Regions from separate parts of the Homo sapiens genome. Here region 2 is linked to region 1. A link is an interaction called in ENCODE POLR2A ChIA-PET data of the cell type or tissue named here. Cell type or tissue: A673. All regions are shown on one strand. Each heading gives the region's core, and the rest is flanking DNA. Links, peaks and the distances in the headings are about the cores only.

Region 1 (4,401 bases), core at 230-4,229:
CATTTGTTACAATTACTTCCTGCAGTTTACACTGTGATGCTCTCTTTAGGTTAATATATTTTAAAACACAAAAACTAGAGGTTACTCATATTAAATAATTATTAATGGGAAATGAAACCACATTTAGCAAATAACAGTTTATGCATAAAATAACAAAAACCAATTTTGGTGGGATGGTAGATTAGAGGAACATTTTTGAAACTTAGCTTGGCTGTGTTTAACAAAATTTAAAATGGAGTTCCCCTTGACGCAGGATTTCATTTAAGTTTATTGAACCTATTCCTTATTGAAGACTGTTTTGTGTTTTTGCTACTACAGGTGTTTGTACTAGAAAATTTGTAATATCAAAGAAGCACAAAACAGTCTTCAATAGGGGACTGGTTAAATAGATTATATAAAAAGGAGATATATCAGCATGTACACCTATGCAAAGATGTCCAACTTATGTTAATTAAAACAATTAAAAATTATGATTTGCATGGTATGATTTTATGTTAAACTGAATGTAAGCATGAGCATGTTTTATATATGCATATTTCTGAAAGACACATAAGAAACAGCAGATCTTAACCTCAAGAGATTAACTGGGATTTGACCGGAAGGGGAACTTTCACTTTTTACCTTATACTCTTTTGTGCTGTTAATACATTTTTAAAATAATATATATTATTTTATAATCTTTAAATAATAAAAAAATAAAAACAAAAACATTAAATTGGCTGCAATACTCCTACCCTCCAAAAAATTCACCAAGCCATTAAGTGATTTAGCCACTGTATAGCCAGTATAGAGGTGTAGTGGATTTTTGTTTTTATAGTAGTACCTTTATCCAGAATATATTTGGAAAAATTGTTTTTCTGAATAAAGAAATTAAAGTATTGATGCTTTCATAGGAAGAGAAGGGCCATATTATTTTTTAGAGTTGTATTACAGTTGAAAATTACTGTGATTTGTTTGGTATATTGGTAAATTTTGAGCTTTGATAATCAGACAGTAGGATACTAGACCACTGCAGTATTAGATTAATAGGTCATCTTTTGAAATCTTTAAAATTAGTTCATTTTATATAGTAAATGAGAACATTTACTGAATTTATGTATACATTCTGAAGCTTATTTGATTTTTTCAAATGCATGTAAAATATAAATTTTAGCATATGTGTAAAAATATATTAGTGTATATATACAGATATTTATGTATACAAAAATTTGTACATATGTAAAGTATATGTTATATATAACATGCAAAATAAAATACGCTGTGTTTTGTCGAATCAGCAATGACTAAGTATTACTGTAGGAAATTTTTAGGTGTTGTTTGTTTTTAACAGTATAGTTTTAAAGTGTAATGATTTTAATAACATTTATGCTGGTACTTTAAAATATTTTCATTTTACCAGAGCTGTGTTTTAGACTCTTAGTTTAAATTAAAACCAATATATAGAAATAAATATTAGAATAATTATTAATCCCACGGAATTTTTAAAATTCTGTTATTTATGAATCCCAAGCCAAATATCTGATTCATGTTTTTATTACACAGCAGTTTTACTCCTACAAGACTTTGTAATTGGTAGAAAATTCATACACCTTTAAAGAGCAGTATGCACAAAAGAGATGCATATACTTGTAGAGATAACCATGTAGTAAGAAACAATGGATTGTTTTTATTTGTGGCTTTTATATAAAACTAGCCTATGCATTATTTTCCCTGTGAATTTTTTCCCTGATAATTTTTCTCCTGGCATCAAAATAATGAAAATAATAAAATTTTAGAGGCAAGCTTTAAGAGCATGTATGCCCTGCCTAATACAGCTAACAAAACCAAAAAACTTACTCATACTATGTACTGCAAAAATTCAGTGACAGTTTTTTTATTCTGAGTGGTCAAATTCATGTAGAAACATACACCCTGAATTGCACAATTCAGTATCCCTGGGCAACTTGTTTCTGTATCATTCATATTCCCAAATGTACTCTGGGCTATAACAGTAGGCTGTGAAAACCTAAAACTTATATTTACTCTTATGAGAAGACTTCCTTTATTTATGTTTGCCTTCTTTCCCCAATGTACAGATTCTTTAAAAATATAGTACATCTTAAAAGTACTAACCTGAATATAGTGTGGATTCTTCTAGAATTTTTATTCCATTTCTCCTGATGCACAGAACGAATAGCATTTGCTTTATGAGTCAGTAAACAATCTTTAAGAACCAGGAGGGCCTGAAGCCCATTTCCCCTCCTTTTGATTATATCCCAAATACTGCATCCACTGATGCCTCCTTCCAAAGACAATGGAATGATTCCTTCCTTTCAGAAGCAAAAGCAGCCCTACCTGAGAACACTCTGAAATATGTTGTCCTCTTTGCAAGATCTCCATTTACTAGACCAGTTATTTTCCTCATTCCTCGTCAAAGCATGAACTCAACAACTGATTAAGAAAACAGTGTTCTTAGTGTGAAAGAAAAAGATAATGATGTTCATAAGGTGATGGAAAGCATATTTAACAAGAAATAATGAGATCTGAATTACCATTTGAGCTCTGCAAGAAACTTGATAATTTTATGTTGGGCAAGTCAATCTCTAGGTTTCCGTTTTCTCCTCAGTAATATTAAGGATCGGGCTGTCTCTAAATTTTCATGTAAGTGTATATTTCTACTTCTATATTATTTTTCTGTTAGTTTTATCATGCTATTTGTGGAAATAAAGATAGTCTATACAATTTTATTTTTTATGCAAATACATTTTTTAAAGTGCATAAATTTTTTAAATAACAAACTTAAGAGTGAGCTTTATGCTAAGCAGACCTAAGCAAACATGGTTATCATTAGAAAACGAACTCTCTTTACTTCAGTATTGACCACTTTTCTTGGGACAGTGATTTCTGTGAATATTAGCATCCAGTAATGTGTCACGTTAATCAGTATTCATTAAGTACCAACAGTTTGCCTTCTGAGGGCTCTTTCTTTAAGGTCAGTTAAGTAAAAATGTTAAAGCCAGTTATTATGAGGATTTCTGCCATGTAATAGTCAAATTATTTTATACTTAGCCTCTTTTTGATTAAAAGTAGTAGTCAACGTTGTTGAAGCCCTCAAAGGTGATTTTGAACATGAAGTGCTGGAGCTACCCAGGCAGCAATCAGAAACAATTAGGAAAAATGTACCAAATGCTTCGTTCTTTTCTCTAGGCTGCATGGCAAATTACATTTAATATTTCAGGCTTGTTGCATTTTAAAATAAGGCCTCCTGACTAAGCAATTTTCAAGACAACTCCCATCAAAAGATATTGCTTAAAATTTTCTTATTGCTATAGAAATGAAAAGAGTGATTGTCTATGTTGATTAGCCTTGAAGATTGCTTTGGGGAAAATTTGATAATTCTAGTACCATTACCATTATAATTTACAATCTGTAAAGAATTGAATACTACATTGACTACCAGGATAGTTTAAGCCTTCCTTTCTATCTGCTAATTTTATTCTTCTACCTTAACATAAAGAAATCCTTGTAATATGTATTTAATGCATATATGATTTATTTTTATCATGATTCTTGAAAATTATTCTCAATTAGATCAAACAAAAATCAACTGTAGAGCATAATAAATATGCCTGAAATATTTATTGATGCCTACTATGTGCCAAATTTTGTGCTAACCAATTTGGCAGATAGAGATGAAAAAGAAAGATTTAACTTCAAAGAGCTTTCATCTTAATGGGTAGAAAATTCACAATAAAAAGAAATGAACAAAATAAGAAAAATTTAGAACCAATTGCGTTTCAGTTATGATGAGTTGAGTGTGGCTGATACAATTTCATTTTCTTATACCAAATGCTAAATAGAGGTTATAGTTACCTGATATGGCAAAACCTGGCAAGTTAGGAAAGTGCTCCCATAATAATATTTTTGTGTTTAGAAAGAAAAATTATAATAGAATGAAATTACATTACACTTGGCAATGTATAGAAAAATGTTTAAATACCAAGAAAGACCTTTATGCTGGCAAGGAGATTCATTTTTTATGGACCTTCTGATTCAATGGCCAAGTTTTTAATTATTTTAAACAGTTTTAAAATAGCCTAAAATGTACCAGCTGTCTTAAACTAGCAAACAAAATAAGATTCAGTGATATTGAGGTTTCAGTAAAATGGCATTCTCATTTATTCACTCATGAACTCAATTAGTGAACATTTATAGATGATAGACAATTTGTTAGAGGACTAGTGATGAACGAGTACCAGTACCTCTCGTTATGGGCCCCACTGGTGAGAGTGCTGAGGTAATACAAATATATATGATCACTTTGAAAATAAATTTAATCATATTGGCAACTCTAAAAATGTGCATACTTTTAACTGATTAATACTTTTCTGTGCAAAGGATTCAAAAGAAGTAAAGATTTAT
Region 2 (4,401 bases), core at 108-4,107, 560 kb before region 1:
GATTTTCATTATTTCCTTTTAATTTATATATGGAGAAATGTGAAGAGGGAAAGGAAATGGAAAGAGAAAGAGAAAGGGAGATAAAAATAGTGAAAATAAGAGCCTCCAGGCTCAGAAGAACTGATTACATTCTTAAGGTGAACAGGAAAAATACAATCTATAACTTTCTTTGATGAGGAAAAATTAAGTTTACATTTTTCATATTTAGTGTTAAACAATTTAATGTAGATTAAAATAAAAGACCAGTATTAGGAGGAAAAAACAAGTGCCTAAATGTCTTAATGCTCTCTATGTGAGACAGAAATAGACGTGACCATTAGTAATGCAACTATTTTTGTCAAATTTAGTGGGATTTTTTGGTTGTTGTTTGTTTTCTTGGGTTTTTTTTTTTTAAATGACAAACTCTAAAAATGTACCAATGTGAAAAAACACTTTCCTGAATGCCATTACTCATGCCCTCAAAGCTTTCATATCTGTAGCCTACTCCTGTAAAGGGTTTCTCCTGTTTCTAGTTTCTAGTTTGCAAAGGTATGCCAACGAATCTGGCAACCTGGTATTTGTTACTAAAACAGCATGTGTTTTCAGGTTTCTTTTCTATTGTACCTAAAGCAGTCTAAATTAAAACTTAGTAGAACACCAGGAGTATGATTCTGTTTCTGAAAGGTGAGTGGTGTATTGCTGTCATTGGGCCCTATTTTTTTTTTTAAATATATTTTTCTTTCTTACTTAATGGTGGCTGTGAATTGCAGGGTACTTTGAAGGCCATCATCTGAACCAAGAGTAGTAACTAGATTAATTATATGACAGAAAGAGTGAATTTAGCCTTGGGGTATTTATTAACTTCTATTATTTAGATATGCAATTTTGTTTACCACTATCTCTTCACAGCATTCATATGTTAACTAAGCTCTTTTGTGTTAACAAGTTTATGACAAGACTGTGAAAGTAAAAATAATTTATCTGCTTGAAGACAAAAAAGGGAAGGAGAACAAGGATAGAAACATTGTGAATTAATTTGTACAAATAGAAAGCAGACCAGCAGGACAGGAGCTCTTTTGCAGTGCTGCCGGATGGTGTCTAGAAAAATCCCAGTAATCATGTAGGCTCCATATTATTTTTGCCTGGGGCAAAATGATGTATCTTCTGTATTTAGCTTTTAAAATTAGTGAAACAAATGGCATTATTTATTAAAATTCTACTCAGGATAACAGGATTGGCTTGCTTGTGCTTTGTAAAATATTGTTCCCCAGGGAGAATCTATTTATTTTCTGACATGACAGTTTCATAATTTTGATTTTTTCCCATCTATAATTGTCACCATTAATATATTATTTCTTTCTTACTCTTTCCTATTTCTGTTCTGGTCTAGAAAACTGAGGTGTGCTTGGGGAAATCAAGGCCTTATTTTTTAAAACTGTCAAATAGCTTTGAGTTCCAGGGAGAAATGGTCACTGTACTTAACTGTACACACTTTTACTTATAAAGTCGTTTTTCCCCCTCAGTGATGGACAGATGTGCACACAGCCACTCAGAGACCATCATTTGGTTTGGGAGCTCAGGGTCCCAATCTCCCTTGTTAGTGTTTTGGATCATTAAGTCGGTGTTTATTTAAGTCACTAGGGTGTTTATTCTCCCTGTCTTGGGCCACGGAGAAATGCCACCCTCTGCAGGAGGGGCTCTCACAGGGAATCTCCTCACATTCTTCACATTCACTCCCCAAAACAAACACCCTGCACAAAGATAGCTTTCAATGACCCTGACAGGCTTCAAAGGACGCTGCGGAAATCTCTCTGGAAAATAGGAAGGGCCAATTACTTTAATTTCTTACATGCCGTCTCTTCCTACTCCGGTGACTACCCTCCACTCTCCCAGCTCCGCCTGGGATAATTTTAGGCTCGTGGAAGTTGTGTCTCGCAGGGCGCCCCGGCCCACTTCCTGCTCCCTTAGTTGGTGAATCTTGGAAATGTCTGCAGATCCGGCGAGGAGCAAGAGCGCTGGTCCTGTAAAAGCCCCCGTGATTACTGCTTGTAAACTTGTTAAAAGGACAATTTTCTGTCACAGTCATAAACTCTTTGTAAAACCCCTGGCACTAAATCCAGAGCGCGCATATTCCAGATGTGTTTAATAAGAAATTGCACAATGTGCCTCCTTCCGCCATCCTCGGCTCAGTCTGGGTAAAAGGGGCGAGCAGGAGGAGGCGAGAAAGCTGGATATTGCTTTGAGTTTTTTTGGCAATCATTTCAGAGAGATCATTAGGGGAAACTAACCATATTTTTTTCTTCCCTCGAGGAAATCTTCGAGAACCAGCTGTTAAGGGACCTCCAGTTTACCTTCTGGGCGTCGCAGTTTAACTGAATCTAAAGCCACTTTTCGTTTCTCCTCTACAGATGTCATAACGGTAGCCAAAAGTAATGAACAACGGCTTATAAATAGTTTGTAGGACGAAACCATACAGCATTGTGCCAAGTGAAATGAAAAAAAAAAAAAACACTCGAGTGATGTTTATTTTTTAACGTTTTAAACCTAAACACGCGATTGTTCGAGTCCCCACTCTCTGCTCGCCTTGACCTCTTGGCTGAAAACGAAGCTTCCTAAATTCTCAGAGGCCAAGGGGTTTGGCTCCCGGTTCCCGAATTTTTGGCTTAGTGGGTAGGGGCTCAAGAGCCCAGCGAGCTACAGGGACGGAGAAGGGCACCGCTGGGGCTGGGCACCACCGTTCTTGAACCTGTTCTCTGGGCTAGGACAGCGTGGCTGGGGCCGGACCCCGGGCCGGAGTGGAAGCTTCCAGAAAGAAGCAGTGGCGTTGGCACTTATGGATGAGCTCTGAGTTTGCTGAGCAGCGACCCTTATTAGCGGCTCTCCCTTGTCCGCTGAGGGCCAACGGGACACCTGGCACAGAACTCGCGCGGAGCGGGCCTTCCTCTGCTCTGTGGCAGTGGCACTGCTGCTGCTGCACCGAACGCGGCGGCGGCTGAGGCTGGAGGGGGCTTCATTTCCTACTGCCTCCCCACCGCCTGCAAGTCTTTGGCAAAGTCCGAAGGCAGGACTCCAGGTTGTGGATCCAATAGAGGCTTGTATCCCGCACTTCTCTAGCGGCAGAAGAACTGAAGATCTTTTCCTGTCATCCGCGCACTTCGGAGGCTGTTCTTGCCATTGGGCCCTGGAGAGGCGCGGGAAGCTCGGGCGCCGCTGTCCTCGCTCCGCGCGGGGCAGAGCCTCCTCTCCACCGGTTCAGAGAGAATCGCGCGCATCTCAAGACCCGGATCATAGCGCAGCTCCAGGAGCAGGGGGCCTAGTGGCCCGGCCCGCGGAGTGCCTGAGAGGAGAGGCTGCCAGTATGGATTCGAAGGCCAGACAAGGGAGGAGGCCTCGGCCTGAGCTTCGTGGTACAACTCAGCTGTCGTCGCCTTGGGTACCCCGAAGCCAACTCCCAGGCCCAAGTCTCAGTCGCCCTCTTCGGAGTCTGAGAGCTAAGCTCCAGGCGAGGCACGTGAGCGGCGCTGGACACCCGGCTGCCGGGCTGGTCCCCGCCCTGTGGCGGCAGGATAAAGCCGCCCTGGCAGCGCGTTGCGCCTCCTGCCCGACCGCAGGTGTGAGCGCTCCCTGCCTCCCAGGCCCCGCGCTTCCCGCACAGGGCAGATGGCGCAGGCCTTGGATCCTGGTTCGGAGGCGGCCTAGGCCCTGCTGCCGATTCTCCAGTGCCCTTCTTGCTTCAGACACCTCCTGTCTCCTTCTTCGCTTCCTGGGGTCTTGGCTTTGGTTTTCGGACCCAAACTCTTCACCCGCGCGCTCTGAGGAGGGGTGCCAGGTAGAGAGGACGTCACTTTCTGGGCTTGTCGCTAGAACTTCCCGCGGCAGAGAGAGGGGCCCTGGCTTCTAGTGTCTCCAGCAGAACTGGGGGTGGAGGAGCTCCACTTTCTTGGTGGGGCCAGGTCAGGTATTTCCTTCTTAGCCAGCGGCCCTAGGGAGAGCAGCGGCCTTGTCCCCCACGCACAGCCCTGGCCCCAAGGGGAAGGCACCAGCCTAGGTCTGCAGCGCGCTTCGGGTCAGGCTGTCGCGGCTCACCTTCTGCCCTGATTTGTTAGGGTGGCGTTGACAGGGACAGGTGGGTTAGGTTTAAGGTGAGGGTGGTCGCTGGTAGCCCACGTGCTCTCTCCGCTCCATTTCTCTTTTTTCCAAGCTTTCCCTTGGAGGGGACTCTAAAAACTCTCGGAGACTACCTCCTTCAGCTGCCCGAAGCCAGCGCACTAGTGTGTGTCCCCACCGCGCCCCCATGGACAATTCACACTGAGGGACCCGAAGGCTCAGTCTCATCGCCTGCACGCGTGTTCCGCGACCTTAGCCAGGTAGGCACTTCTGAGCCTCTTAAGGGCATAGTGGCCCCTCCCCCATTCTGACCGA

The links. Peaks named below come from ENCODE experiments on the same cell type or tissue, not always from the same donor. Only the 100,000 strongest peaks of a DNase experiment are listed, where the experiment ranks them.
Region 2: POLR2A ChIA-PET joins it to region 1 with 8 read pairs; 2 of 35 experiments call an interaction of 5 or more read pairs at or near these places.

The regions. Positions count from the first base shown.
Region 1 is chr14:60,082,772-60,087,172 of GRCh38, reverse strand. All of the region lies in intron 1 of PCNX4-DT (PCNX4 divergent transcript), which reads left to right. Among named protein-coding and RNA genes, the nearest start is that of PCNX4-DT, 6.8 kb to the left of the region's middle. In A673, for the core only: no CTCF peak of the experiment used is centred there; no DNase peak of the experiment used is centred there.
Region 2 is chr14:60,641,508-60,645,908 of GRCh38, reverse strand. It overlaps SIX1 (SIX homeobox 1), which reads left to right. Exons shown (of 2, transcript NM_005982.4): 2 at 1-2,488. Among named protein-coding and RNA genes, the nearest start is that of SALRNA1, 4.5 kb to the right of the region's middle. RefSeq lists an enhancer at 1,443-2,005. In A673, for the core only: a CTCF peak has its summit at 1,762; a DNase peak (open chromatin) is centred at 2,088; H3K4me3 peaks cover 2,299 bases; H3K27ac peaks cover 1,940 bases.